Linked DNA regions of Mus musculus: all the other regions are linked to region 4. Evidence: chromatin loops called from intact Hi-C (ENCODE). Cell type or tissue: left cerebral cortex. All regions are shown on one strand. Region 1 overlaps Ptprk (protein tyrosine phosphatase, receptor type, K). Region 2 overlaps Ptprk (protein tyrosine phosphatase, receptor type, K). Region 3 overlaps Ptprk (protein tyrosine phosphatase, receptor type, K). Region 4 overlaps Themis (thymocyte selection associated). Region 5 overlaps Gm30228 (a long non-coding RNA gene). Region 6 overlaps Themis (thymocyte selection associated).

What was found. Peaks named below come from ENCODE experiments on the same cell type or tissue, not always from the same donor. Only the 100,000 strongest peaks of a DNase experiment are listed, where the experiment ranks them.
Region 1: it touches region 4 in a loop (7-fold over the local background); 25 of 42 quality-filtered maps call a loop at or near these places.
Region 2: a loop joins it to region 4, with 11 times the contacts of the local background. A loop is called at or near these places in 25 of 42 quality-filtered maps.
Region 3: a loop joins it to region 4, with 3 times the contacts of the local background. A loop is called at or near these places in 3 of 42 quality-filtered maps.
Region 5: a loop joins it to region 4, with 2.4 times the contacts of the local background. A loop is called at or near these places in 6 of 42 quality-filtered maps.
Region 6: it touches region 4 in a loop (2.5-fold over the local background); 6 of 42 quality-filtered maps call a loop at or near these places.

The regions. Positions count from the first base shown.
Region 1 is chr10:28,491,184-28,496,183 of GRCm38, reverse strand. Ptprk (protein tyrosine phosphatase, receptor type, K) reads right to left here. Exons shown (of 32, transcript NM_008983.2): 12 at 2,997-3,270. Among named protein-coding and RNA genes, the nearest start is that of Themis, 170 kb to the left of the region's middle. In left cerebral cortex, a CTCF peak has its summit at 2,691; DNase peaks (open chromatin) are centred at 2,417, 2,763 and 3,187; H3K4me3 peaks cover 344 bases; H3K27ac peaks cover 1,088 bases.
Region 2 is chr10:28,482,836-28,487,835 of GRCm38, reverse strand. Ptprk (protein tyrosine phosphatase, receptor type, K) reads right to left here. Exons shown (of 32, transcript NM_008983.2): 11 at 4,543-4,648. Among named protein-coding and RNA genes, the nearest start is that of Themis, 180 kb to the left of the region's middle. In left cerebral cortex, a CTCF peak has its summit at 2,075 (motif pointing left); a DNase peak (open chromatin) is centred at 2,068.
Region 3 is chr10:28,075,545-28,080,544 of GRCm38, reverse strand. All of the region lies in intron 1 of Ptprk (protein tyrosine phosphatase, receptor type, K), which reads right to left. Among named protein-coding and RNA genes, the nearest start is that of Ptprk, 3.2 kb to the right of the region's middle. In left cerebral cortex, CTCF peaks have their summits at 2,085 and 4,286; DNase peaks (open chromatin) are centred at 2,913, 3,520, 3,926, 4,788 and 1 more place; H3K4me3 peaks cover 2,787 bases; H3K27ac peaks cover 1,462 bases.
Region 4 is chr10:28,841,498-28,846,497 of GRCm38, reverse strand. All of the region lies in intron 4 of Themis (thymocyte selection associated), which reads right to left. Among named protein-coding and RNA genes, the nearest start is that of 2310057J18Rik, 140 kb to the left of the region's middle. In left cerebral cortex, a CTCF peak has its summit at 2,131 (motif pointing right); DNase peaks (open chromatin) are centred at 2,157 and 2,676; H3K27ac peaks cover 347 bases.
Region 5 is chr10:27,759,281-27,764,280 of GRCm38, reverse strand. It overlaps Gm30228 (a long non-coding RNA gene), which reads left to right. Exons shown (of 3, transcript XR_380228.3): 2 at 2,227-2,323. Among named protein-coding and RNA genes, the nearest start is that of Gm30228, 48 kb to the left of the region's middle. In left cerebral cortex, a CTCF peak has its summit at 2,668 (motif pointing right); a DNase peak (open chromatin) is centred at 2,659.
Region 6 is chr10:28,735,967-28,740,966 of GRCm38, reverse strand. The region is part of intron 2 of Themis (thymocyte selection associated); the gene reads right to left. Among named protein-coding and RNA genes, the nearest start is that of Themis, 70 kb to the right of the region's middle. In left cerebral cortex, no CTCF peak of the experiment used is centred here; a DNase peak (open chromatin) is centred at 2,809.

The DNA of each region.
Region 1 (5,000 bases), 350 kb after region 4:
TTTCTTTTCGTTTTCTTCCTTCATTCCCTAGCCTTTCCTTTCTTCTCTCCTTCTTTTCCTTTTTCCTCTTTTCCAGACAGTGTCTTGATAAACAGTTCTCCTCTATGAGTTTTTCCTTGGTCTCCCCAGATAGACAAAAATAGCATTATAGCTATCCAACCCTCACAACTCTGTGTTTATCTTTGAATATTCAATGGGCAAGAAGAGACAGCAAACAAAGTCAGTGAGTGTATCCAGTTTGATAATACCGCTGTGATCAAAACTGCCAGTGTGTCCTACAAACATTACTGGTATGTGTTCCAAACCCCAAAGGACAAAGGACTTATAATGGAGTATATATTTCTGTTGCCACTGCCACACAGGCTGTTGCTTAGGTGACACTAAACATAATAACTTATGAAGAGATTGGGTATATCATAGTCAGACAGGGCTCAGCACATCACTCCCTTTCTTCTGCCTTGGGGTATGAACAGACTTTTCTCCACATGATTGTAATAAATTGCTTTTATGTAATTCTGGATCTGTCTAATCTTCTCCCCATCCTGTCCTTCTTCTCCTGTTAGCCAGGTTTCACATTTTTTTTTTTTTTCTGAAAAACGAGGCTGTCTTTAAGAAGCATTTTATAAATCTATCTTCAGTGGTTTTATATGTTGATAAGAAATAAAGCAATATGCATACAATTCCTTCTCAAGAAATTACTTTGAAAGTATGTAAACTAAAGAACTGGGAGAGGAACAGGTCCTTCTGTTTCTTCACTGGGACCAGCGATTATCGTGCTCCTGTGTAGATCTTGAGATATTCTGATTTCCTGAGAGTAGTCCCAGTTGACTCTCTGTAGGCATTACCAGACTCTACTGGTATGAGGCTCATCCACGTTAAAGCTCTGTGTCGGCAATGGGAAGTGTATTGCTGATCTGTGTGACCTTTTACTACTGGTCCGCATGTCGTGCAATTGCGGTAAAATTATAAAATTATTTTTGTTGCTACTTTATAACTGTGATTTTGCTATTGCTATGAATCTTAATGTAAATATCTGTGCTTTATACTGGTCTTACATGATACCCTGTGGAAGGGTCTTTTGACCCGCCCCCCCCAAACTGTCATGACCTACAGGTTGAGAATGCTGCTAAACTTTGGTCAAATGATGGTATTAGAGAAAATCCCCTGTATGTACATACATTCATCTTCACTCTTACAACACAACAGACAGGTGAACAGAGTTAATTTGGAAATTCTCACGTCTCTAAAGACAAAAATTTAAATCTAGAACCCTCTTCTACCTGTGTGCTATTTGTATTTAGGTGGGGCTACTAATTTTTACCATGTCTCTGTTTGGAGCAACCTAATTAGTCAATTACTTTTAAAATAGGTGTGTGTGTGTGTGTGTGTGTGTGTGTGTGTGTGTGTGTGTGTGTGTGTATACAAGATGGGTTGTTAATCTTGAATGTCATTTTGATGGAAATTATTACCATGAAACAAACCTATGGGAAGGTCTGTTGGGCATTATCTATAAATTCACTGAAGCAGAAAGACCTTTCAAAAATGATAGGATGAGGATCCCAGGTCAGAGAGAGAGGCAGAGAGAGGCAGAGACAGACAGAGACAGAGAGAGAGGTTAGGCAGAACACCAGGACTCTTAGCTCTCTACTTTCTGCATGAAGACTGCTATGACCGCTCACTTCCTACCTACTCTCTCTGCCCTGCCTCCTGTTCCAGAGAAGTAACTCTCAACTGGTAATCCAAACAAACCCTTTCTCTCTTAAACTGCTTCTAGCCAGGCATTTGGTCATAGCAGGTGGTGTGGATGGTAAAGAAGAGTGAGAAGAGTAGAGCCTCCTTAACTATGGACAGCCTTTGCATGTACGCTATGTATTTAAAGGGTATTGGGCACTTTTCTTTGCCATAACTCTACACTGGCTACACTGGTATGCATAAAAATACAACTTGCATATAAAAGCAATACTCACACCCTCATGGCCCTCGTACACATTGGTTGTCTTCCAATTAAACTATTCTAAGAGCTAATATGACTCATACAATTGGTTGTCACATACTTTACATCCTCTCCCAGGTGTCACCTTACAGACTCAGTTATACATAAGCAACCATTTCCCACATAGCTTCAAGCCCATCAAAATGCCAGTGTTCGTCTGGATTTGAAAATTGTTCAAGTTTCTCAACATATTCTTTTTACCCTACTGCCTTATCTCAAATAGAAATAAATAAATAAAAACAAAATAAGTCTTAGAAAAGAAAGTCTTTCAAAGGGAAACAGCATGGGAGGAAAAGGCTAGGTTGTTTCTCACTTGTGTCCCGCTGAGCGCTCCTCTTCAATATTCATTTGGGATCAGCCCCAGTGTTCAAAAACAACTGTGTCCAAAATGGGAAAAGGAGGGGCAGCCAGGGACAGGGCCAGCCAACTTCAGTAATGGCTCAGCACCCAGCCTTAGCAGGCAGCCTTCTGTTTAGGTTCTGTCAGCTGGACCGCAGGCGTCCCATTACTTTGTAATCAGAGGATTGTTACTTGTTATTTATTATTTGGCATGTACCCCCTGAAAAGCTTATAAGGCCTTTATTAGCCCAGTGTGGAACGCGCATTCTGTTTATCCTGAAGTAAATTTAATCTTTTGAAGCAGCCACTACTGAGCAAGTGAGGCAGAACAATGCAGGGAATTTACTGAGGGTGGAGTCCTGGCGGCAGCACACCCACCTTTTCAAATCACTTTGTTCACAGTTGCACTGTGGGCATTCCTGAAGAAAGCGCGAGCTAAGGCAGTTACTAGGAAACAGGAATCCTGTGAAATGCTGCTGGCTCTCAGCCTCAGTCCTTCAGTCAACTTGCAAGAGCTGGCAACAGAAGCACTACACATCCATTTTCTTTCCCTTTGTTTTCTTTTTCAATTTTCCTTGACAAACGCCACTGAGTGTTTATAAAATATAGCCACAGCTTTACTTAAGATCAAGGGGAAAAATATCCAATCTGAGAGTAATCTCACCTTCTCCACACTGCTCATCGCTTGGAAATAGATGTTGTATCCTTTGCGGGGGGCCAGGGGAGGGTTCCAAAAGCCTTTATAGGTCCGGTTGTCACCCACGGTGAAGGGAGCAGGCTCGGGAAGATTCCCAGGGGGAAGTTCTGCGGCAAAGTAATAGGGCGCGCCCCCACTTAGGGCGTTCTGGTATGTAACCGGTACCTGGTAGCATTCCATGGCCCCTGCTTCACGCTTCGTTCGATGTGGGTGTAGCTGCTCCACAACAATTTGATAAGCACTTTGGGGGAAAGAAAGAAATGTTCACACTTAGTATCTAACATATTAAGATGTTTGGAGAAAGGAACAGGAGGTTCAGAGTGGGCAGGCGGCTTCCCAGTGCATGTAACCATCATTAAGCCCCTTTCCCATAAAATGGTGTCTCGAGAGTTCTGCTGCCACAGTGGTGAGCTTATCAAGGAACTAAGACAAGTAAGAAAAATCACCTTAAAATGGTTCACATTTTCAAAGACCGAAAACTAAGCCTCTCTAATAAGGACCTGGCTTTAACCAGAGTCATATCATAGATTAAGTTCTTTGTCTTAGTTTTTTTTTTTTTTTTTTTTTTAAATAGAAAAAGTTAACATTTTCTCGTGAAATTACATCAGGGAAGGCGCAGCTCCAAGGCCCAACAGAATGGTGGCCTCCAGGAGGCATTGGAAGCTACGGTCTGCAGTTGTCACAGGCTTGGACACTCGAGGCGCTGACAGGCTTCTCCACCTCCTGACCTCGCCTGCATCTCTACTGCCTCACAGCTATGCAGATCCGAAGCACAAGTGACATGCGACAGGGCGGGCACAGATGGACACAAATCTGTCCCCACAACAGAAATAGACTGGCTCCTTCTTCAGGGCTTGTTAATAATAAAATGTTACAAATTGGAGAGACAGATGGCATTTGGCCTATTAAAACTCCAACCTGAATTGGGAATCCTTTTCTTAAATACATTAGAACTTTTCCACAACAGCTTTTATGTTGTAAGGTAAATGAAACCCCACAAATTTGAAATAAAGATTTATGTGATCATTTATTTGTAAGGTTCTCAAATTCATATGTCAATAATGTCCTTCCTTTGTGGAAAATGTCTCAAGTGAAATAATCTAGGTAAATATTATCTAAAAGTTTGCCATTACTACTAATATATTTTCCATACTTTGAATGTACAAACAATTAATATATTTTAGAATTGTTGAAAACTGAAGGAAATTCACTGTGGCTTTTAAATTCAGTGAGAATAAGTTGTGGGTGAGGTCTCTATGTAAAAATCTTGAGACTTTAAGCAAATATATTTCATCTAGGCCAGTGGTTTGTGACTCCCACAGGGGTCACACATCAGATACCCTGCATGTCAGATATTTTTATTATGATTAATAACAGTAGGCAATGTACAGTTATGAAGAAGCAATGGAAATACTTCATGTTTAGGGGGCGTGGTTACCAGAACATGACAACTGAATTGAAGGGCCCCGCACTAGGAAGGCTTCAAACCACTGTTCTAAAATGTGATCCAGGCTTTCTAGAGAGGGATGACAGCCAGCATTCAATAGGTCTGTAGTAGGGTGGAAGATGCAAGACAGTGCTTTTTGTTAAGGAATTTCCAGAGAGACCAAGAGAGAAAATCAAGTGTGCATCTAGGAGATTGAAAGAAATTCAGGGTTTAAAGCAACATTCCAATTTAAATATGAGCCATTATACTTACAAGCAAGAGACTCCACAGCCTCAAAGAAAAGATGATATTATTTAGAGTTTTACTTTCTTCTTTAATATTGAAGTTTCTGTTTGTTTTCCTGTTAAAGTACTGCTAACATGTCAAAAGGCTGCTGCCTATTTCTTTCTCTTTTGAAAAAGGACATAGATGATATCAATGGCAGAAACTGAGATTTGAGCTTGTGACCAAGGCAGACATCTGTTATTTTACACTATGGAAACTGTACCTCTGCCAAGTTGGGTCACCACGCTTGGAGCAAAGCT
Region 2 (5,000 bases), 360 kb after region 4:
TAAAACCCAAATATAATGTGTGTTTAAAAATTAGAAGTGAAATTGGCTTCCACAATAAAACTTAATTAAACACAGCTAAAAGTAATTCTTAGTTTTGTGGCATAGGACACAGAACAACTGCCCTTCCATTTCAAGGAGCAGAAGTGAATTCCGCTGTTGCACAGAGAGTATGTGACTTATACTGTGGACAGTTCACTGATAAGATGCTTATCAATATGGAGCTAGAATCAAAGCTGCATACAATAGTCTGCCGTGAGACTTAACAACAACAATACAATTACCAAGCTAATCTGTGAGTGTGGCTATAGGTTTACGCTGCATAAAGCATTGGGACAAGAAAAAAGCAAAGTAAACATCAGTACATATGTTATTTCATATTTTACGAATCTATCCTTACAGCTGCAGGAGACAGACACTCATCTCTAAAGTTTCAGAGTCATGTGAAAACAGCTTTCCAAGATCCTTCCCCATTGAGACATGGCTTGTTCTATCCTACTGCCAGCATTCTGAAAGTCAGAAGAGTTATGGTAGTCATTTTTCCTGATGGCCAAGCATTCCAGGTGCTTTGTTTATTCACTCCTAATATGTAAAAGCCCGTTCTCTTATCTTTTTCCTTCTCTCTATGTAAGAGTTATCGGGCTACCAAATCACCAAACTCAAAATCCCGGCATTAGCTTAAATCAGTCCTCACTCCCTGTAATCTTTCCCCATCTTTCAGCGTGCAATTTTGTCTCAGTTTTGCCCTTCATCCTACAAGTCAGACTCTATCCTTTAGACTGGGATTAATATTATCCTGAATCCCTGTATTTATCTCTTTTGCTCTCACTATTTTCCAATATGGACTATTCATTTGAAGTTACAAGGACTCCTGTGATCTACATGCCATACACATTCGAGGGCTTCCTCATCCTCTTTACAGTGTTAATATAAAGTTAATGTACTTCTGTCCTGACTGCTTCCCTCTGAGTATAGTCTTGTAGCTCCAACTCATACTTCCTTTGAGGTGGAGGGAATGGCTGGAGAAGTCATAATTACACCACATTCTCTTTAAATCTCATCTCTCATCATTCATTCATGGATACCATTCATGATGCCATGGCCTCATTGTCAGGGGGGACTAGGCTCAGAAAATCTGGGACTAAAGCAGTACTCCAAATCACTTCTTTGTGATCTCTTTGAACACCCATAATCTCTTCTCAAAGTGAACCTTGGCAGACTTCATTTCTTCCCCTCCTTAATAAAAATTTCTCTCTGTGTTATCAGGCATTGTATTATCAGGGAGTCTCTCACACTCCACACTGGATGCCTATTTCAGATATCCAGATGAACTCCTGGTATGCAAAGATTGCTATGGAATCTGTGAGTTTGTGGGAATCACTGTTAATTTAAGTTTTAAAATAAGCCTATGCTAAATAAAGTAAATGCACTAGTGCTGAGTAAGGAGGATTTCTTAGTTACTGTAACAGAGGATCTGGAAGGAGAGCTTCTCATTAAGAAGTTCAAGAAAAAGAAAGCCCATTTGTTGTAGGTTTGGGACAAATGGACCGTGAAATGTAAGCTAATAAACACTAACAGTATCACAGGAAGGGAAGATAGACCCAATATTCAGGATTGATGACTGAGGACTAGTGGGAAGCTTTCAGGGTTAGCTGGAGGTTAAGAGATCTGATATTTTGGGAAGACACAACGTAGAGCAGCAGTAACATTGACAGCAGAGGGGGTAACTAAGCCGCAAGAAATTAAGCAGAAAGTAAATACTTTACAGGAAAGTCGAAATGGCATGATAGGATCCAAGAAATGATTTATAGAATCAGACCACAGACTCAGTGCTAGGAAAATTGACCACCCCATCACATGAGACTCTGACTTTAAAGACATTAGGACACTGGACTACCTCAGAATCAGACCCCAGTGTCTTGCAGGCATGGTTGGAAGGAGGGAAGTTGTTAGTGGGGAAGAAGGTACTACTGGACTAAAGGATGCCAAAAGCAAGGGAAGCAAAGTCCAAACCCAGCAAATGCCAAACTGCAGTGCTGTCTACTTAAGTGTGTGTAGCCCTGCCTGCTGGCTCCACCTGCAGGCGCTCCGGGCAAATGCTGCTAAATAAAGATGGCCTTGACTGAATTAACATGTTGGCACTCTTACTCCTCTTCCCTTTTAGGAACATTCACTTACTAACTTTGGCAAATGCTCACAGTAACTTATTTCTTATTCGAATAGCCTATTTTATAAAGTCAGTTTTCTGTTTGTGCATATGTTTTTGAGTGTGGTATAAGCAAGTGTACACCCATATTCATGCACGTAGAGGCCAGAAGAGCATGTTGAGTTCTTTCCTTTATTACTCTCCACCTTATTTTTGGATAGGGTCCCTCACTGACCCCGAGGCAAGCTATGTCAGCCATGCTGGCTGGTCAAAGAGCTCCTGGGATTGGCCTTTATCTGTACCCAATTCTGGTACTATAGGCAAATATAGTATTACTTGGCTTGCACAGGGTTTATTGGCCAATTATTCAAACTTACATCTTCTTGTGTGCACAGCAGGCAGTCTTGCCTACTGAATGATATCTCCAGTCCTTCAACTTGTTTTCTGAGAACTACTCATCTGTACTATATAATTTGCAGTGCCTAGCCAGTGGGCTCAATTCCAGGAATTGCTAACAAATACAATGAGGCACATTTCCATGCCAGGGAAAGATAAATGACTATTAAGAATTATTTTTGTATAGTTGCTGGTTTAGACCTTATGAATTCTTAGTAATTAGAAATCATGCATATATAAAGGCAAGCAGAAGACAAGAAAGTCGTTTAATCAAACCCATAGAAAATACACAGAATTCCTGAGCACTGTCAATTAGCTCAGGATCTACATGATAGAATGACCCCTGATACCCTAAGAAACCTGGGAAGAGACACTGTGTTGTGTTATGATCAGTGTATCTTTAATTTATAATATTAAGATGGGTGACAGGCACTTAATAAATGGTCAAAATTTGCAGAAAAAAATTTGATTAAGTGAACAAAGGATCATATAAGTTATACAGCACAGCCTGACAATAATAATGATAATAATACCTGAAGAAAAAGATGGCTTCACTTAACATTTTTAGGGATTTCAAATAGTTTTAAATTTTATTTATTTATTTATTTTTGTTTTGCTGACTTTTTTTTTTTTTTTTTTGAATGTGTGTCTGTGTAGCACATGTGTGCAGTGCCCGAGGATGCCAGAGAGAATATCATATTTCCTGTGACAGGAGTTTTAGATATTTGTGAGTCAACAGGTGAGTGCTAGGGGTTGAACCAGATTCTTCTAAAGGGCTGTTAGTGCTCTTTCCACTGAGCCATCTCTCCAGACCAAGGCAAACTTTAAAAGAGAAATACAGCTACCTGGAATCCTCTTAAACATCAGGAACTGATTAAATGCCTATGGTGTAAGTTTTGTCCCTACTAGGGACATGTGAATGGCGATGAATACGTGCCAATAGAGAAGGACACCAAGTCCAGCTGAATGAGACATTTTCTACTCCTCTTCATACCAGCAATCAAAATGATTTGGAGATCGATTCCTGAACAGCACTGTATACTGACTTCAGATGTTCAAGTAGCTGATGTTCCAGAGCATCTATGTTACAGGCACACTAGCGACCTCTCTTGTTCTGGAATGTGGTGGTGCACTGAATTTTAGCTAGATGGGGATTGCAAGTTTTCTTTGTGACTCATGTTCATCAACATATTTTTTATTCATGAAAAAATACTGTACAACTCTGATGACAAAAGACATCAGTTTCTTTAAGTCAAGGATATTGGTTTTACATACAGAACAGAGACTGACCGGCTTTTGAAAGGATTTATAAACAGCACAAAACTCAATCCTGCTCTCAGATGTGCCTTACCTTTATACCTATATGGTTTTCTTATTAATATTGATTAACAAAATGCCCACATAGCTATTGGTTGCAATCAGAATTTTGAAGGTTCATCTGTAGTTGTTCAAAATATAAAAAGCTGAAATAATTTTATTAACCTCTAAAAATGACATGGACTAGTATATTTTTTGACATGGATCAGATTTTTTATTGGAGAGAATAGCAGTAGTAGGTAATAGGAAAGATTTTAATATTAAAAGATAAAGGAACCAGTAAGCTGCACTTTATTATGAAATTTCTGATAATTTAAGAGCTGAAAGGCCACAGGGGCTTGATCTGCTTTTATTCTTCTGCATTTCTTTCAAAATCCTCACGTGATTTTGGTCTCTCACGTGAAATTACTCATAAGAGATACACAGAGTTGGACAAGAATTACTTCCTCAGATTATTTGACAAATACCTTCAAGGTACAGATCCCAGTAGAGGAAGTGAAATGAAACAGAATACAGACAGCAATAGTCTTAGATGGGACAGAAACACCCTTGGAAGTCCCCTCTTAACTACAGGTCTATTTGCAATCTTTGTTCAAATGAATAACCATATCATAGGAAGAAAAGAACCATAGGAAGACACTTCTCTCACTGGCAGCTTTTCCTTTTGACCATTCCCACCCCCTTACCTGATAGGAGCACCTTTGGCTTGTGCAGGCCTCAATAGTACTGTGATGGTGGTGGCAGTTTCATTCAGAGAGGCATCAACTCCTTCATAGTCAGGTAAGCTTGGAGCTGAAAAGAGATCAACGAGGCGAAGCGAAAGTTCAATCGACTCATAGCGACATATTATAGGTTGCTATGAATAAATGATTTCCCTTAAGGGGAAATCAATTTAATTCCTAATTAACTGCAGTGAACCTTATTTTATGGCATGACACAGAACCTTAACCCTAGCAGAAGAAGCTAGAAAGGGGACGTTGTTGGATTTTAAAAAGCTGTCTGGGGACTTGCACTCATATTCAAAAAACTTTGGGTAGATACTTTAATTTCAGCTTCTCAAGATCTTTAACCCAGCAAGGAAGGGGTGGGATTGGAGGAGGAGACTCTGCCCTAGCTGCGGAGTCACACATGAAGGCCTGGGCTG
Region 3 (5,000 bases), 770 kb after region 4:
TCAGTGTTTTCCCAGAACCTCAACAGCCTGCCTGAAGCCTATCACAAAAGGTGAGGTTTAGACTAGGGAAACTGAGTTTTCAGTAACCCAACTTACCAAAGCATTAACCACAACCGAAAGGTCCCCATAAGAATAGAAGACTACAGACAGGCACACTTCTCACAACAGACTCTGTAGCACGTGTCTTATGAGTAGCTGTGATACTTCACGGGTATTTCCCTGTCATGTTTGTACCAAGTGGAGTCCGAAGTTGGCAAAGTTTCTACCTTAGCCTTCATACCATAAACACCCAAATGTAGCAACTTCCAAAAAGATTTCCAAAGTCCAGTTGTACAGAAATTATTCTACTTATCTCAAAGTATCAGTCAACCTGGTATTCAAATTTTCTACCTCCTCTTACCAAAAAGACTATGAAGTCTTTCATGCATCAGAAACAGATACATGCAAGAAACAGTCTGTGCCATTAAAAAAAAAAATTATTCAATGGCTATGCAGGCTCATTTGGGCTTCAGTTGAAATTAAAAAGTAGTCTGATTGATGCATTATTCAATAGCTTGTAATCAAAAACCATTTTAAGATATATGGTGACTTGATATGCTTTGTATAATTCTTCAGTAACTATGACAAACGGCATAGATTATGATGAAAAACCAAATCATGTTCAAAAGCAATTACAACCTTTTTAGGCAGAGAAACACCATTTGATAAAGGGACACAGACCAGACACACATGATCAGCAGGGAAAGTCTGAGGGGGATGCACACAGGGAGATGTTTACATTCGCAGAATAGGAAATGAATCTGTTTGGACAAAGGCTGATTCTAGTAAACAACTCAGAAAATAGGAATCTTTTCCCTCTTCTGAAAATTGAGTAAATGATCTCATATAAGTATGCACACACATACACACACATAAAAATACAAACACACACACATAAACATACACACATACACACACATAAACACACATACACACACATAAACACACAAGCACACAAACACACACACACATACACACACATAAAGATACAAACACACACACACATAAACATACACACATACACACACATAAACACACATACACACATAGGAACACATAAACACACATACACACATATACAGAGAGGCACACTGCATTTTTAACTGTAAACAGTTTTGCTATTTCCTGCTTTCAACCTTCAGCAATTCCCTGTCCTCCCCTCAATGAAGAACAAGTCTAGGAAATGGAAACAGTGCCGACTCACACTCAGCATGACCTACTCTGTCAAAACACACAGAAACACACTCGGGCAGAAACAGTAAAAGGCAGTTGACAAACATTAGTGGGAGCCAACACACTTTCTCTACATGGAACTATAGCATGTAAACCCTATTTGAGGATCCAAGAAATACATACTAATACATCAATGTTGAACAAAGGGGTTGTCTTAGATTTGGGTAGCGGACTGGTCATACGTCTAGTATTTAAGAACATATATAAAGCAGCTCCTAGAGATATTTGATGAAAACCAAAAGCTTCTGATTTTTGAATATGCATGTGGGGCTTAGTTGTTACCAGCAAGGCGTGGGAGGGGTGTGGAAGAGGGACAGAGGAGCAGAGGGATTGATTTATTGATTTATTTTTGAGATTCACATTCATGAACACAAAGAGAAGAGCTGTCAGCAACACACATGCCAATGACCAAACAGCAGCGAAACCTGCCTCTTCCCGTCTGGGCGGTCCAGACACAAAATGACATCTCACGAGCAAGGAAATTCAGATATAAGGGAACCAGTGAGAGAGAAAAACAGACCTGGAGTACAGTTTGCAATTGTAATGTAGTTAGACACTGAAGGGTACCAGTCAATCAAAACTAGAAAAAGAAATGGCAAGCCTTAACACAGACTGGCTCCGAGTCTCCTCCCAGTAGACAATAATAATAAGAGAAAATTAAGTTTGAACTAGAGACAAGAAGACAAACACAAGGCAAGTGGTTCTGTTCAGATGAGTTGTAAGTTCCTAAGGGATGAGAAGGGTGATATGCCAGGACCTCTTCCAAAGCAGCTTTCTCAGGCTTACTTCATACAGACACAATAGTCCCTCTCTAGGTCATTGATAAGACTGCATCCAAAGGCACATGTAATTCTCTGCACTGAGAAAATGCTGAACCAGGAAATTTCTTTAAAATAACAAGATTCACAAGTATTTTTCCTGTAGTTAGGATACTAGAGGTATTAACAGTGACTCTTACATAAGTATAATTTTTGAAAGATGTGCATAGCTAAGCTAAAAATTGATCAAAGATGATTTCTATCATAAACTCATGGTCAGAATCAATTGTGGTGAAAATGGATGACTAGTGGAAGAACTCTCTCTCTCTCTCTCTCTCTCTCTCTCTCTCTCTCACACACACACACACACACACACACTCCTTGCTGAACAGCCTATACTTGCTGAGAAGAGAGTTCTAAGAGTTTAAAAGCCATAAAAGCTGAAACTCTGGCACTGGGCTACCATAATTTATGATGATTACACCCCAGGTTGCTGCACCATGCTCTACAGTTGACAGTGCACATAAATGACTTCACTTGATCTTCATAAAAACTATGTGGAAAGGTCAGGACAGGTATTATTATCCCCATTTTATAGATGAGAAAGCTGAGTTTCCAAGTGAGACTGGTTTTGTCGGGTTTGGGTTCTACAATAAGCTTGCTTCCACAGTGATACCAACATTAACAGCTACACAGCCTAGTAAATAGACTGGAGTAGCAGACTGGTTTCCCACACTTCAGTTTTCCTGGATAGAATACAGATAAAAGTGTCATTTTCAGAGACTCAAGTAAAAGGTAAAATGTATAGATAAAGTCGTGGCCTTAAAGATGTTTACTGTGGAGCACTTTTACACTTGAACTGCAGACAGAAAGGAGAAGGTTGCACTCTGAAAGTGTTAAATGTGTGACTGAGACACACACAGAGATCCAATGTATATATGACATACACACATTCCCAACTACACTATCCTCCCAAATGTGTAGTTATGTTTCCTACATTAACAGCCACAGAGTACTCCTGGAAAGTGGTGAACCACCCTTGGTGATCATGTTATAAAATGCATATATAGTAGGATGAAGTACTTTAGAATTTAGAAAATATGTCTCTTCAGCTCTTTAAAGCATGTTCATTTAAATGCCTCCAAAAGTTCCTCATTTAAAATAGAATAGTGGGAAGGGGGGAAGCAAGGAACAAAACAAAGCACTTCCAATTTCTTGTCCCTAGTCAATGCTTTTTTTTTTTTTTAACAAATATGCCATAGAGTTTAATGGCATTACAATACCAAATGATTTATGACAGCCAGAAGAAAAGAGATGTCTACAAAAACCAACTTTCAATCTCTGGAGAAAAACAGATAGGTGCGCAATCTGACTTTAAACTCAAGAGATAAAAGGCCTTCATTTGTGGGCAAACATAAGGATGAGAGCCAGATCTGTGGAGCCTGCATTCATTATAAACTCCCAGAAACAAATCTGCACAGTGTGATGAGGCACTCTCGGTACACAGTGATTAAATGATAAATAACATTTTTAAAGAGAAAAAATTCTCACATGTTGAAAATCTATCCATCAGCTGCTAAGACATCACTAGTCTCCAGTTCTAAATACATGTGTTTAATCATGTAACTGGTAAAGTTCAATTAACAAATAACATGCCTCCTCAAGCAAGGCTCTCCGTGAAGCGACAAGCACCGTGTAGAAATCAATACTCCCTCCAACTTGCTGCATATAATGAGTTACATCAAGCATGGTTCCAATACTAACAGCATTGTATGGCAGAGACACTCGGTAACGCGGAAACCAGAAAATTAAATTAAGTCGTCGGAATTCATTGCATAGAGCTGGTGCCTTCTGCACACCACCCCACACACGGTCTTTCCTTTGCCTGCTACCATTTCATAGTCTCTGCCTACGAGGAGGATACACTCAAGCTCCAGACTCCGAGGTCTAACTCCTAAAGGGGAGGGGGAAAGAAAAGCTAAGGGACGATTTGCTCCGGAAAACATCATGGTGAGTGTATTTCCAGGAAATCGAGCAGTCTCAACAATGAAACTATCAAGTACAAAGTAAGTTCTGTCTTCCCATCCTGCTGGTTCAGCCAGGAGCGCGGCTGTCGCGTTTCCCGTCACCCTCTGGCCACTCTGTGTTTCCACAAACACTGGGAACCAAGGCAGCAGCGGATGCGCCCTCCAACCTTGCTGGGCTGGGTGGGTTAACCAGAAAAGTTGTAAAGCCTTGTGGGAGGCAGAGGCTTAAACCTGGGAGCCCGCTCCCCAGCGTCCACCTGGTGAAACTTCAGAGCCGGCAGATACATAGAAGCCAGCGACCTACAGGCAGGATATCAAAACTGGACGGGAACAGAGACCACCAGTCTGAAAGACCCGGAATCCTGGGACTTATCTGAGCGGTTTTACTTAGAACTCAAAGGGATAGCCTGGAATATCGCATCACGTCTCACTCCTGGGTTGTCCAGGAGAACAGCGAACGTTCCCAGCCCAGGTCACCCAGGCGGACTCAGGGTGGTGTGGAGCCAGATTTGAGCTTTGTGGTGGCTTCGCCCCATAAATAGGGTAAGCCTTCCGGGAATGGGAGCCCAGAACTCGCTGCCCAGGACAGCTCTGAATCTACCCTTAGAGCTACATTTACAAACGTCGTACGGACTCTGCCAATGTATACATACAACGTGCTCCACGCTGTGTGCTCTGTAATCTATCCAGGAGCAACTCTGAACCCTCAGCAGAGGAGGAAGGAGCCTCCAGGAGGCACCGGGAAGTAGCTGGACAATAGTCAGAGGCGGTTATACCCGGGACAAAAAGCACCTGGCAGAACACACCGAGATCGGTCCCTATGTGTCTCCACAATTCTCACAAAGACTTCCCGGGGAAATTTTGAACAGTCTGGCGACAGAGAGCCACTAGCCAGCTCAGCGAGCCATAAAATCGTGGTCCCGGGAGCCCTAAGTACTTTTTC
Region 4 (5,000 bases):
AATGATGACTAAGGAAAAACTGGTGTAATGATCACAGGTTTAAAAGAAAAATGTTTAGGTGTTCATCACCATCATTTTCTTAATGCAGTAGAACAACATAGGTAAAGCAATCGAACAAAATAAGAACTAAATTATAAAATAGCAATTATTACTAATTAAAATATTGTTTATCTCTACTCCTCACTGGAACACTCTGATTAGGGCTCCTGATGCTGAAGGATGCTTCGCGGGTAACTGGAGAAGAAAGGTGATTATTAATTTCACCAAGCTACACTGTGACATGTGAGACATACTACTGCAATAGTTACATAAATATCACACATAGGTGTAGCCAAACACCAAGCTACACTGTGACATGGGAGACATACTACTGTAATAGTTACATAAATATCACACATAGGTGTAGCCAAACACCAAGCTACACTGTGATGTGCAAGGCATACTACTGCAATAGTTGCATAAATATCACACATAGGTGTAGCCAAACACCAAGCTACACTGTGACATGGGAGACATACTACTGCAATAGTTACATAAATATCACACATAGGTGTAGCCAAACACCAAGCTACACTGTGATGTGCAAGGCATACTGCTGCAATAGTTACATAAATATCACACATAGGTGTAGCCAAACACCAAGCTACACTGTGACATGGGAGACATACTACTGTAATAGTTACATAAATATCACACATAGGTGTAGCCAAACACCAAGCTACACTGTGACATGGGAGACATACTACTGTAATAGTTACATAAATATCACACATAGGTGTAGCCAAACACCAAGCTACACTGTGACATGGGAGACATACTACTGCAATAGTTACAGAAATATCACACATAGGTGTAGCCAAACACTTTTTTTATTTTAATTATTTACTTCCAAAATGTTGCCCCACCTCCTGGTCCCCTCAGAGAACATTCATGCTAGGCTCCAGTCTGCAAGCACAACAAGAAATCAGGAATCTTGTCAGAGTATGGTGCCTATGCATGGGATGGATCCCAAGTTGGGCCAGTCATTGATGGCCTTTTCTTCAGCCTCTGCTCCATTTTTGTCTCTGCATTTCTTCAGACAGGTACAATTCTGGGCCAAAAATTTTGAAGGTGGCCATCCACTTTTTAAAAATATATATAAGACTTCCTTCATTAGAAGGAGCCCATACCTAACTCTGATAAAACACACAAAAAACCTGAGATTAGTTAGGTCATAGGCCTGGAAGAAAATCATTATTCTGCTAAAGCAACATAGCGATAAAATGACTACTAATGACATATGGCTATATCCATAAAGAACTAACCCTTATCAGAAGGTTCTTCTTACTGTAGAAAGAAATCATCGAGGAGATTCTCAGTTGGACAGTGTGCAGGAAGGAAGAGACTTCGGAGCACTTGACCCTACATGGGATATCTGCATCAAATCTTCCCCCTCAAGGTTTATGTACAATGGAGGCAGAAAGGTTGTTAAGAGCCAGAGAATGAGGACTTCAAGGAGACAGTGCCTTCCTGACACAGGGATGATGCATATAGGAGAACACAGACACTGTTACAGCAGACACACACACACACACACACACAGGACCAGACAAAATCCCAGCACCACTGCTTTAAGCAATACTCCTACATGATTGACAATGATCCTGTCTTCTCCAAAGTTCAAAAATAAGTGTGGACATATCCATCAACTAGTAAAAACAACTTCAGAGATATTAGCCTCCTTATGTATAAGAGATTACTTTGAGTGTGAAAAGTTGTTATTGCAGTCTTTGAAGTTAGGAAAAAGTAACAATGTTGTCTGAAGTTTCTTCACGAGAGAAATGAATTTTATGTGTTTCTTAGCCTTAGGAAGTAAATAAAATAGAATATTGCTCACTTGTCCTCTGTGGTATTCAAGTTTTAATTAATTGTACACTTGCCTTAAACATTAGGTTATTACCATCGAGTTATGGGTACTAAGAACATGGAGCAGGATCCAGTAGGGAAGAGAGAGTGTGCGTTATTGTGCATGTATGTGAGTGTCACACAGAAACCCATTTGCTTTCATAATTAGCCAAATAATGCAAGTTAATAATGACATATATGTTAAAGTTTAGCTATAAACAACCAACCAGGAAGCTGGCTTGAGTAGTAACCTTATATGACCACCAGGTGGCAGTCTTCCCCATCGTGTCTGGCTTTTTACATCTGACAAAGCAGTGACATTATATCAGGGCATTGGATTTAAATGTGGGAAATTTGCCAGGACTCTTTGGCTCTGGGATTAAATGTCTTTCATCTGAAAAACTGACCTCCTTGGGCAAAGGTGGAGGAGGTTTTGTGGGCGGGGCGGAGTGTTTGTTGTTGTTTGTTTTGGTTTTGATTGGTTTTAGTTTTTTGGGTGGGGAGTTGTTTTGTTTCTGATTTTGGTGCTTTCTTTTTTTAGTCGTACAGACACCTTCTGGACTAATATTATTTTCATGAACTTCAGGTCACTCACACTAGAGCCTCCCAGGAGAGCAGTTGGCACCTTCCCTTGGTTGTGAGGACTCCAGGAGGCTGGTAAATGCACCTATAAATGCTTCAGAGTATTGTGTTTCTGAAATCACAGCCAAGTAAGAAATATTCAAATGCCACCCATGTCCTAGCTCCTCTTATCTCAGCTCCAAGAATATTTACTTAAAACATTTTCATTTTCTTGGCAAACAGCTATGTAAATACATTTAATTTTACCATTTAAAAAAATGCATGTGTCCCTGAGACATATGAGTAATGTGCTGGATTTGAGAATTTTGCTCTCTAACTACATAGGCATAAATGTATCACAGACTAATTTAAGAATTAAAGGCTTAACATCGTGATCAGTGACATTTGCATTCGGGAATTACAAGCAATAGAGAGTTCATCAGCTACCTTCACTGTAAGAGAGAGCTTGAATGCGTTTCCTGACTTGCAAATTCTAACAAATGCCTGCTTCCGACAGGGATCATCAGTATTAATGGAATGCTCTGTACGGGAATTCACATAACCTTAAGATGCTGTCTGCATTTTACACATGGAATAGATGGGCAACACCTCAGAGGTGGGCACTGAACACAGCAAGAGATAGGAACCCCAGGAAAATAACACCCCAGAAGGGAGAAAGACAGGGTGGTGTAGGGAGGGCCATCTTTCTTTTCTGGCCTTTTCTATCCATGTCTAACAGAGAAAAGAGCAGAGCTCAAGGACCCTGCTGTCCTTTCCTTCTTGTCCCTCACCACTATGAAAAAACAATGCAGTATGCTATTCATGTGGAGAATGCAAACTATTTTTAATACACCTAATATAAAGCAAGCATAGAAATTCAATATAAATTTAAGTAACAAAAATACTCATTACCCAGAACTAAATTCACAGTCATCCACAGAGAACTGGACTATGATCCAATTTCCAAGCAATGTAGCTATATAGATATGATCATACATAGAAAAAGAACTACTTTATATGGGGAGTTTGGGATCAAATTATTCAGGTAAGCAATGCAACATCGAGAGACCAGACAATAGCAAGTTCTACCCTACTTCAGTAGCAAAGAGGAATGGTTTCCACATAAAACTAGGGTTGCCAAGTGATCTCCTTTATATAGTGCCTCTGGGACCCCTGTTCCACTGCACATGCAAATTCCAGAGTACTGCCAGCAATCCTAAAGATTATTCTACATCCTACCTTGTTCTCTCTCCTGCTATGCACAGCTTTGGAATTCCACCAGGAAACCTCAGCCTTGACTGCTTGTAACTCCATCCTCCTATGCACAGTGCTCCTGGCAATTTTTCTGCTGGTTACACTTTCAACATCTATCAAGCCCTCAATACACGAATGATGAATTAATTAATCAAATAAGTAACTCATGGGAGGGTTTTTTGGCTAGGCTGTTTAGGCAAAACTTCAAAATGTCTGGCAAACACGTGTTTATTCACGTGTTTCGAGAAGTTCTGGAACACTGGAACACTACATTAGTTTTCATGAGCTACAGCTGCAAACTATCACACAGTCAATGGCTTAAAGTATGTTCCTCTGAAATGCCTGAAGGTTGAAAATGGTGGTGGCATCATTCTGCCCCTTGCCTTTACCCTCGTGTTCACTTCAGGATGCTGTTCTAGGTCTTCACTTCCTCTGCTTCCTTTTTCGGGGACACAGTGTTTGGATCCCCTGGTTATACAGTGCAGAGCTCTTCCCCTCAACTTTATCACATTTTTCTATATACAAGAATGTTTTGGGAGAGGATCATTGAATGAAGAGAGGATCGTTTGGGAACTAGGGCTAAGGGTAGGGAATGGACTTTACTTACAAGAACAGGAAGCATTGGAAGATAGAGAGAAAGAAGAAAGAAAGAATAAGTGAAACTTTAAAAGACATGTCTTATAACTGTCTCCATGAGCTCAGAATAAATGAGAGTGGGTGCAGGAGATTAGCTAAATTGCCTATCAAGCACGAAGACTCGAGGGTGATCCCCAGAACCCACAAAAAAAGGCTAGGGAGCTGCAAGATGCTAAAATGGTAAAGACGATTGTTACCACAGCTGGTGTCCTGAATCTAATTCCCAGGATCCACATGGTGGAAGGAGAGAACTAACTGACTCCCAATGACTGTCTTCTGACCCATCATGGGTGCTACAACACATGTCTGGACACACACACACACACACACACACACACACTGAGACAGAGAGAGGGAAAAAGAGAGAGAGTGTGTGTGTAAATTAAGGATGGGATGTATGTATAATACCAGGGTTGTGGACACAGATAGAGAAGGACCCTTGGGGATCACTGGCCAATCAACAAAGACTAGTTGAAGAGCTCCAGAAGAAACTCAGATCCTGTCTCAAAGGAGATGCTTGGCCTTCCTCAAGGTTATGCCCTCATTCTAGTCATGTGTTCGTATCCATTCATGTGCCTGCAAGTGTGCAAGCACACACACAGAAGGCAGAAGAATAAAAATGAAAGGAAACTGAAGGAGTAGGTGACCCTAGAAGACAGAAAGAA
Region 5 (5,000 bases), 1.1 Mb after region 4:
CTTTACCCTACACAAATACCATCAACACCTTTATGTGTAATTCCTCCTAAGAGAACCTAAACATAAAGAATTTGATCTTCAATGTTTTCATAAATTGATGCTAAAAATAAAATATTTATAAATACAAAAGGATTTCAGAAATTAACTTAAATCACCTAGAATTCTTAATGTCTATCTTTAATATACAACATACTAAGTATCTTTGAATCACATAGAGCTTGACGAAGAGTGCTTGGCCAGGCTAGGCTACTGAACAAGACCCTATCTCACAAAGAAAAAAAGGGAAAGAACAAAAAAGGACTGTCAAGTAGAAAATAAAACAAACCATTTTTATTTAGACAAAACTGTAATAAATTGATTTTCCAATATGGATTCTTTTGCAACTATTACAAGTTTCCTTACAGCCTAGTTCTCCAATGCATAGCATTGCCTAGCTAACTCTCCTGTCTTTGTATTGAGAGTGTGTGAGTGTATACTTGTATGGGGCATCTTTCCTGTTATTTAGTGAGTAGGGGTTGCCTACTCAGTGTTTTTTGGAGGCTTGCTATGCTTACTAGCAAAAGTTGTTTGGGAAGAAAGCATAATAATGCATGCAAAAGTAACTCCTAGACTCTCTATGAACTTTGAAAGCTGAATTTCAAAGAGGCCATTTCAGTGTCTTATGAAATTAGTCACTGGAAGGAATTGATGCAGCTTTTAGAAGAAACAGCAGTTCCAGGAGGGTGTTAATACTCTGCTAGAATGAGCATCAGTAGGCAGGTAAATCAGTCATACAAAATGAAATTATGTATGCACCTATTAAGGATTACCTCCTTGCTAAATAAATGAAAATTTTTTATGATGGACATATTGCTAGTAATTGAAAGTTCTTGATTGCATGGGGTGTAAATGACAGCAGGAACTCAAGGCAACCTGTTTGAATAAATTCATAAAAATAGACTGAAAATGCAGACTTGAAAAGGATTTTTTGCTTGCCTCTAAGTGTTGGAAGCCAGAGACATAAAAGATTTAAATAAAACTCTCAGTGCTAAATTATCTTATAGAGACAAGTCTTGTTTCTTGGTAATATATATAATTCTTTGCTTGTACTGTTTTAAATAATTTAGTGTGTATGATCTAAATAATTTACACTTACTAGTGTGAGTAGAGACCTTAACTGAGCACTGGTTATGAGACATGAATGGGTCTACTTGACTTGATGAGGGATTGGGTACATTTCAGGAGGTTGGGGAGAAACTAAAAGGGAAGTCTACTCTCAATCAAGTAGAGGGGAACGAGTAAGTGTGGAAGGCTTGTAGTGACCATTTGGATTGGTACACTGTCCATGGAGAAACCATAGGTGTAACCCAGGAAAAGTTTTGTTTTATGGAAACATCGCAAGCAATCAAATGACGCTAGACTAGTGGTTCTCAACCCATGGGTCACAACATGTTGTGGGGGCAAAAGACCCTTTCATAGGAGTCACCTATTCAATATCCTGCATAGCACGCAATTACATTATGATTTGTAACAGTAGCAAAATTAGTTATGAAGTAGTAACAAAAATAACGTAATGGTTGAGGGGCCACCACAACATGAGGAAATACATCAAAGGGTCACAGAATTAGGAAGGTTGAGAACCTCGTCTGTAGATTAGAAAAATGCAATGGGCTATGTCCTGCTGGGGGAGTCAGGATCAGTGATGGCAGAAGCTCCATTGTCTGCTGAGTTCTACCTGCTATGGTGGATGGCAATTTGGCCACCACATTCAGTTTCTGTCTCGGTCTTAATTGTCCCATCGTTCTGTACATTGATGTGTTCTATTTCTTTGGGTAAAAGAAAATGGCAGAGCTCTTCCGATCTCAAACCTGGTCTAAGCAACTCTTACGTATAACTCTGAAACCCAAAATGTAAAAGAAGAGGACCGAGTGTCAGATTTTTGCTTAGCTCTGTGCTGATACTGAGTTTCAGTCAAGAATATTAATAGGCAATGGCAATAAAACATAATAGAAATGCCAGAAATTTCCTAAAATACTGCATTTTTTTCTCCTTAAAGAATTTCTCTTGAAGTACAAAAATTTCTCTGTCCCAATAGGCCCTGTTGCTTTCTTATTTTTGGCAGAGTTTCCTCTTGTTGAGAGATAATGGGTTCACATGGTACTGCAAGTCTCATCTGACCCCCTGCTTTCATTTTATTTTGTCACAAGTGACAGGTGTCTAAGCAGAACGACTTTCATTTTTCTTTAGGACTGACGACCTTGAGCTTGTGGAGGTGAAGACTACAGCGGAAAAAAACCCCATAAAACAGTAAACTATTCCTTCAGGATTTTCTTGTTCTGCACAGGTGAGGCTCCTGCCTTGTCTTAAGCATAACTGATCTTCAGCTGAAGGGGAGGTCATAGCTAGGCTTAGCTTTTCCCTTAGCTTTCTCTTTGCCCATTCAAGCAAAACTTGAGCAGTTCCCTCTTGCAGTATTTCTTTTTAATTTGTATCTTTGATGTCATTGAAAAGGCATTTCAGGGGTGAGGAACTGTTGCCATGCTCAAGAATCCCTTAAAACATTTTTATTATTTCTTAAATAATACTAACTTTTGTATCTAAAGACCATTAAGGTCAATAAAGCTAGTTTTAGAACACCCACTGATGGAATTTCTGGAGCTGTGCATGAATTTAATTTCTGAAGAGCAACACTAGGGGTCGCCCTTCCTTATTTATTTCCGTCATTGTCCAAGTCTAATTGACATTCCATTAATCTCCAAAGAAAGTAAACACTTTTGTAAGAAAAAAAGCAAACGACTTTCATTCTAAAAATTTTTGTATTTTTGTCTCTGTCTTACAGAGAAGACCAAATTTGTAACTGAACTTTATGAATATGAAACCACTATTGAGCATTTTGAACAAAACAGTTAGGGAATAAAAAAGAAATCTGTTTGAATCAGATCTTTTAAAACAGTAAACATTTTAGGGTTTTTTTTTATTTGAATGTTATTATTATTATTATTATTATTATTATTAGGTATTTATTTCATTTACATTTCCAATGCTATCCCAAAAGTCCCCCACTCCCTCCCACACACACCCCCCCACACCCACTCCCACCTCTTGGCCCTGGCGTTCCCCTGTACTGAGGCATATAAAGTTCAACAACCAATGGGCCTCTCTTTCCGCTGATGGCCGACTAGGCCATCTTCTGATACATATGCAGCTAGAGACACGAGCTCAGGGGTGGCGTGGGGGTGGGTGGGCACCGGTTAGTTCATATTGTTGTTCCACCTATAGGGTTGCAGATCCCTTTAGCTCTTTGGGTACTTTCTCTAGCTCCTCCATTGGGGGCCCTGTGATCCATCCAATAGCTGACTGTGAGCATCCACTTCTGTGTTTGCTAGGCCCTGGCATAGTCTCACAAGAGACAGCTATACCAGGGTCCTTTCAGCTAAATCTTGCTAGTGTATACAATGGTGTCAGCGTTTGGAAGCTGATTATGGGATGGATCCCCGGATATGGCAGTCTCTAGATGGTCCATCCTTTCGTCTCAACTCCAAACTCTGTCTCTGTAGCTCCTTCCATGGGTGACTTGCTACCAATTCCAAGAAGGAGCAAAGTATCCACACCTTGGTCTTCGTTCTTCCCAAGCTTCTTGTCATTTTAGTGTTTATATAGACTTCAAATAACTAAATTTAAAACGGAGTTTTCCACATAATATTATTATTTTGGAAATGAATAAATACCTTAACAAAACAGTATTGACAAAATATTTAAATAACTAATGATTACATATAACTAAGGATTTAAACATGTTGTCTAAGGATAAATTTTTTTAAAAAAATTTTAGATTTTTAGATTTTTCTTTATTTACATTTCTAATGTTATCTCCTTTCCTAGTTTCCCCTCTAAAATCCCCTATCTCCTTCCCCCTCCCCCTGCTCCCCAACCCACCTACTCCTGCTTCCTGGCCCAGGCATTCCCCTATACTGGGGCATAGAACCTTTAGAGAACCAAGGGCCTCTCCTCTCATTGATGACCAATTAAGCCATCCTCAGCTACATATGCCGCTAGAGCCATGAGTCCCACCATGTGTTTTCTTTGATTGATGGTTTAGTCTTAGGGAGCTCTGGGAATACTGGTTAGTTCATATAGTTGTTCCTCCTATGGGGCTGCAGACCTGTTCAGCTCCTTGGTTGTTTTCTCTAGCTCATTCATGGGGGATCCTGTGGTCCGTCCAAAGGATGGCTATGAGCATCCACTTCTGTCTTTGTCAGGCACTGGCAGAGCTTCTGAGGAGACAGCTATATCAGGCTCCTGTTATCAAGCTCTTGTTGGCATCCGCAGTAGTGTCTGGGTTTGGTGGTTGTTTATGGGATAGATCCCCAGGTGGGGCAGTCTCTGAATGGTCATTCCTTCAGTCTCTGCTCCAAACTTTGTCTCTGTAACACCTTCCATGGGTATTTTGTTCCCTCTTGTAAGAAGGATTGGAGTATCCACACTTTGGTCTTCCTTCTTCTTGAGTTTCATGGGCTTTGCAAAATGTATCTTGGGTATTCTGAGCTTCTGAGTTAATATCCACTTATCAGTGAGCGCATATCATGTGTGTTCTTTTGTAATTGGGTTACCTCATTTAGGATGATACCCTCCAGATCCATCCATTTGTCTAAGAATTTCATAAATTCATTCTTTTTAATAGCTGAGTAGTACTTTATTGTGTAAATGTACCACATTTTCTGAATCCATTCCTCTGTTGAGGGACATCTGGGTTCTTTTCAAATAAGGCAGCTATGAACATAGTCAAACATGTATCCGTATTAGAAGTTGGATCATCTTCTGGGTATATGGCCAGGAGAGGTATTGCTGGGTCATCAGGTATTACTATGACCAGTTTTCTGAGGAACTGCCAAACTGATTTCCAGAGTGGTTGTACCAGCTTGTAATCCTATCAGCAATGGTGGAATGTTACTCTTTCACATCCTTGCCAGCATCTGCTGTCCTGAGTTTTTGATCTTAGCCATTCTGACTGGTGTGAGGTG
Region 6 (5,000 bases), 110 kb after region 4:
GCTTAGAAAGAGGCACGAATAGAGAACAGCAGCAGCTGGAGAGTTGCCCATTTTCAAACAGTTTTTTTTTTTTTTTTTTTTGATAAAACACTGGTCTAATGCTAAAAACAATGAACATATAGGTGGAAAGCAAAATACTGTTTTAACCTAGAATTTTAAAATCTATTTGTCTTTCAGGTGATATATGTGATTGCTAGAAACTTAGAATCTATGTCTTAAATGTGCAAGACAGGTGACCCCAAAATTAAAACAGTATATTACCACAAAAGACTGGCTTTCTTCTGCGTGCTAATTTGTATTTTCTCCCATAGTTTGTACAGGGATCCCTTTTTTGTCAGGAAAATATTTTGTCTAATAGTCACAGCTGAGTTTAGTTTGCATAAGTGAGCACAGTGGGAATGGCACAGCTTATGAGAATCTGACCCAGAAAATGTGGAAAACTAGTTCCTGCTTTGGAAGCAAGTTCTGTGAGACAGAGTTCTGTACAGAGCCACTCTGAACTCCCCTTTGTCCTCCCAGCCAGGCAGAAACATCTTGCTTCTTTTAACAAGCTTTCTTCAAAAACAGATCAAGATACTACTTACCAGAAAAGTATATTTTAAATACACTTTTGCATAATGTTTATCAGATTTTTAAGAACTCATACTTCAGACAAATGAAGAAGTGCCCATGATTATAAGCTGTGGAAGAGATACACACTTCAGTGGGAGGGTGAAACATAAGCAATCTCTGCTTATCATAGGCTGACTGCTTCTGTGAGAAGCACCATGACCAAAAGCAACTTAGGAAAGGAAGGGTTTATTTCAGCCTACAACTCTCAGGTCCCAGTCCATCAGTCAGGGAAGTCAGAGCAGGAACTCAAGGCAGGAACTCAAGGCAGGAACCAAAGCAGAGGTCCTGTAGGAGCACTGGCTTGCTTTGCATGGCTTCCTAAGCCTGCTTTTTATATTGTACAGACCCACCTGCCCACAGGTAGCACTTCCCTCCCAGTTAGCAGGGCCCTCCCACATTAATCATTAATCAAGAAAGCACCCACACTTTGCTTATCAGTTAATGCTATAGAGGTATTTTCTCACCTCCTCTCAGGGGATTGAATGTGTGTCAAATTAACAAAATAAAACAAAAACATTTAGCCAGCATCCTGTTATAGGACCCCAAACCTTAGTAGACCCCCCAGACCTTAGGACAACTGACTTTGTGATGAATTCCCGTTCAGTCTGTAAAACTCAGTAAGTTTGCAGCACCACCTGCCAAACCTAAAATAAAGCCCACTCCATCAGAGTCCGTATAATTCTGGGAGCATTTCAAAACATACTTAACATGCTCTTTAGTAACTTTGCTTTTTTCTTTAGTTCTGCTCCCGGCTAACTATTCTTGCTTCTTGAAGTGTCAACCAAGAATATGTTGGGGGGTTTTTTGTGTGTGTGCTTAAAAGCTCACCTTGAGAAAGCCTCATGGCTATATTAGCATGATCTGTAGTTCCTATCTGGCTAAGAAAAGACTTTCTATTGGCTTAAACCCATGTATGAGCAGTCTTTTCTGGTGAATATCCCATAACACAGACCCACTGAATGTAAGATTACAGTTATTCCATGAATTAAATATACCAGTCTCCAAATAAATTCACTTAAACAAATGTTAATGAATTAGGCATTTCAAAACCCAGGCAAAAATCACATATTTATTTGATCATTTTTATCATTTTATCAAAACCAATTTTATTTAGAAGCACTTTATTGAGCTAGTTTTAATAAATAGTTGGCTAATAATTTTTAAAACTTTTTCATATGCTCAAGAAAGCATGTAAGATGTTTTTCGTCTGAAGTTGCTGAATTTGGAGGTGAGTTTGTTTGTTTGTTTTTTGAGACAGGGTTTCTCTGTGTAGCTCTGGCCATCCTGGAATTCACTCTGTAGACCAGGCTGGCCTCGAACTCAGAAATCCACCTGCCTCTGCCTCCCAAGTGCTGGGATTAAATGCGTGCACCACCACTCCCCAGCTGGAGGTGATTTTTAAATGCAGTACTACATAATACTTTAATGGACCTATTAGAAATGTTTAATTTGTTATGTAATTCATTTCTACTAGCCAGAGCTAGCACACATTTAAATAAAAGCCACTTACTAACTACATGACTTTGGACTTTACTCTGCCTCTCATTAACACAAGTGGCAAATGTGAATGGATATAACTTATACATACACACATGTATTCAAAATGGTGCCTGATGCATCATCGCATTACCTTCATGCAATGTGCTAGGAGAGCTCAGGGTGTGTAGTAACAGGGGCTAACCCACCCCTGAGCTTTGCTTTTACATCTTCTCCAGGCTCCCTGCCTCCTGAAATAGGATTTCTGCACAGTAACACAATTCATAGACTAGGATATAAAAATACAAGGAGAAACATTTCTTCAATCTAGTCTTGCAATTCTAGCAGCAGTTTTATGGGTCGATTCAGATATCCTATGAGCCTATGGTTGAGAGACACAATGGAAAAGGTAAAAGATTTATAAGGTTTCAAGGGAAACCAGAGTATCAGAGATACAGTGTACAATTGCCGTTTGGGAAAAACATCATTGCTCATCATAAAGATGTAGGGAAACAATTTCTTACAGGGTATTTCTCATGGCTAACCAGGAGATGATTGTTATTCACACTTCCTCATACCACAAAGGAGGAATAAATCTTTCAAGAAAGTAATCTAGGAATTTGGATCCTGTTTGTAAACCAAGTATGATGTGATTTACCAATCTATGCAGATAATGCAATCAGCGACCAAGCATCAGGATATATTTTTGTTGTGTTTGGCAGCAACTGCTAAGTTTTCCAGCTCAGCCAAGAGAGCTGTCTTTGAAAAGAACAAACTGTTCTTCTTGGGCAGTTGGTTTATTCCCACAGAGAAATGTAATATTCACTTTTTATCTTTTAATGTATTTGAGCATTTGGGAGGTGACAAAATAGAAACATATGGAAGCATTATATTATAGTATATAAATGGGTGTGTGTTGAAAATTCGTTCTCCTGTCTACCTTTTAGCAAAGAAGATTTGTACCTGTTCCCTAAAACATTTCTCTCAAATCCCCACAAACCTTTCCTGCCTTGATGCTTGTTTGTTCAAGACAGAGTTTTTTAGAAGCATGCGTTTGTTGCAAAGGTCTGTATCTTTTGTCAGTGGGTTTTATTTACTTGCAAATGAAACTTTGTGGGATCATCTCTCCAGGTCTCACCACCAGCAATGAGTATCTGTATTTAAATACTTCAACACAGGGTGATGGAAATCATCTAAAATGATAAAGCAGGAGTTGCTAGAAGGTACTTCCTGCATAAGAACAGCAAACTGCTTCTTGGCAATTTCTAAGGAGGGCTTAGGAATTAAACAAGAAGTTGGAGAAATTGAAGAATTCATGTATGTGACTGAATCTCACAAGCAGAGTAATCAAGTACCCACTCTCCATTGTCTCCATCCAAAGTTTCATGGTAGTTTTGAAAACCAGCAGCCTAAAAGCATCATACTGTGGAAGAAGATGGCTGAAGGCTCTTCAAACACAATTCCAGAAAACTGCAATTATTTACTGTCTAGTACCTCGCTAAGCCACACTAGAAAGTCATCTTTATTTTACTAATTTTTTGTACATTCCATGGCAAAGAAATAAAATAAAATTTTAAAAACCCTTCTACTAAAAACATTTGTCAAAGACACAGTAGGTAGTACTTGCTGTCCTCAGCTGCCTGCAATAACAGCGAAGACCAAGGGTATGGCATGAGAAGTTTAAAATAACCAGGGTCCATAAGATGTCCTAAGGACACTGAAATGCCTCAACAAACTGCAGAGGGTTTAGAAGGCCACATACTCATCATGAACAATTATGCCCGTGTACAGGATTCCATGTTAAAATAGCTAACAATAAAGTTCAATGTCTAGGCTTCCTTGGCCACAGTTTCTAATGCATTTAATGGATTCTAATAGATTCAATGACATAACCCAAATAAAGAGAGAAATCGCTTAACAAAAGCTTAAGACTTATAGATTTCAACTGAAGAAAAAAAAGATTAAGAGTTGTCTGAAAAAACAACTTTTTTTTTTCTAAAAAAAAAAAGAAAAAATATTTAGTAGCCACACATAACAAAGAGAGTGGACTTTGGTAAGGAAAACTGGTAACCAGCTAGCAGTAAGAAGCCTCAAGGAGAGGAAGGGCAGGTTTTTTAGTGTGTCTACATTCAGCTCTTAGAAACATTCAGATTTCAGGGCCACGTGAGATTAACAGCGATAAAGGTTCCTGTTGCTGATCCTGGTAACTTAAGATAGATTTCTGGATCCATGCAGTAGAGGAAGATAACCAAGCACCAAAAGTTATCCTCTAAACTCTACATGATCACTGTAGCATGTATGTGAGCCACGCATGTTCACACACAAGAAATAAACAAAAATATATTAAAATATATTCAGTTTTTAAGAAAAAGAATGAATCAGACTAGAGAGAGAGAGACAGAGAGACAGAGAGAGAGAGACAGAGAGAGACAGAGAGAGAGACAGAGAGAGAGAGTGACAGAGAGCATGGAGCATACATGGGAATGGGGGAGGGGAACGAGGAGAAAGGGAGTGGGAAGGAGAGGGGCCAGAAGATGAAGAATCCATGAGAGATGGTGCCTGACAAAGCCTAGACAACAAACTTCACAGAGAAATAATTTGTGCAAGTTACGTTAGATTCAAGGAAATTTGGTTTATAGAGATAAAGGCATGAGAATGCTATCTTACAAAAGAAGATAATTAGTCATATTTGGAGTTAACTGTGACTGCCCAGAGTATGAAGAAGACAGAAAGTGAACATAACCCCAAGATCTATCAGACACAAATGTGCACAGGAAAATGGAAATTATGAGAGTATAAACAGAGGCATAGAAAAATCACAGATCAAGAAAAACTCGCAAAAACCTTCAAAGTTAGACTTTTTTTTAAGTGAATCTCTGAAAGACACTCAAATTAATTAGTCCAAACTATAT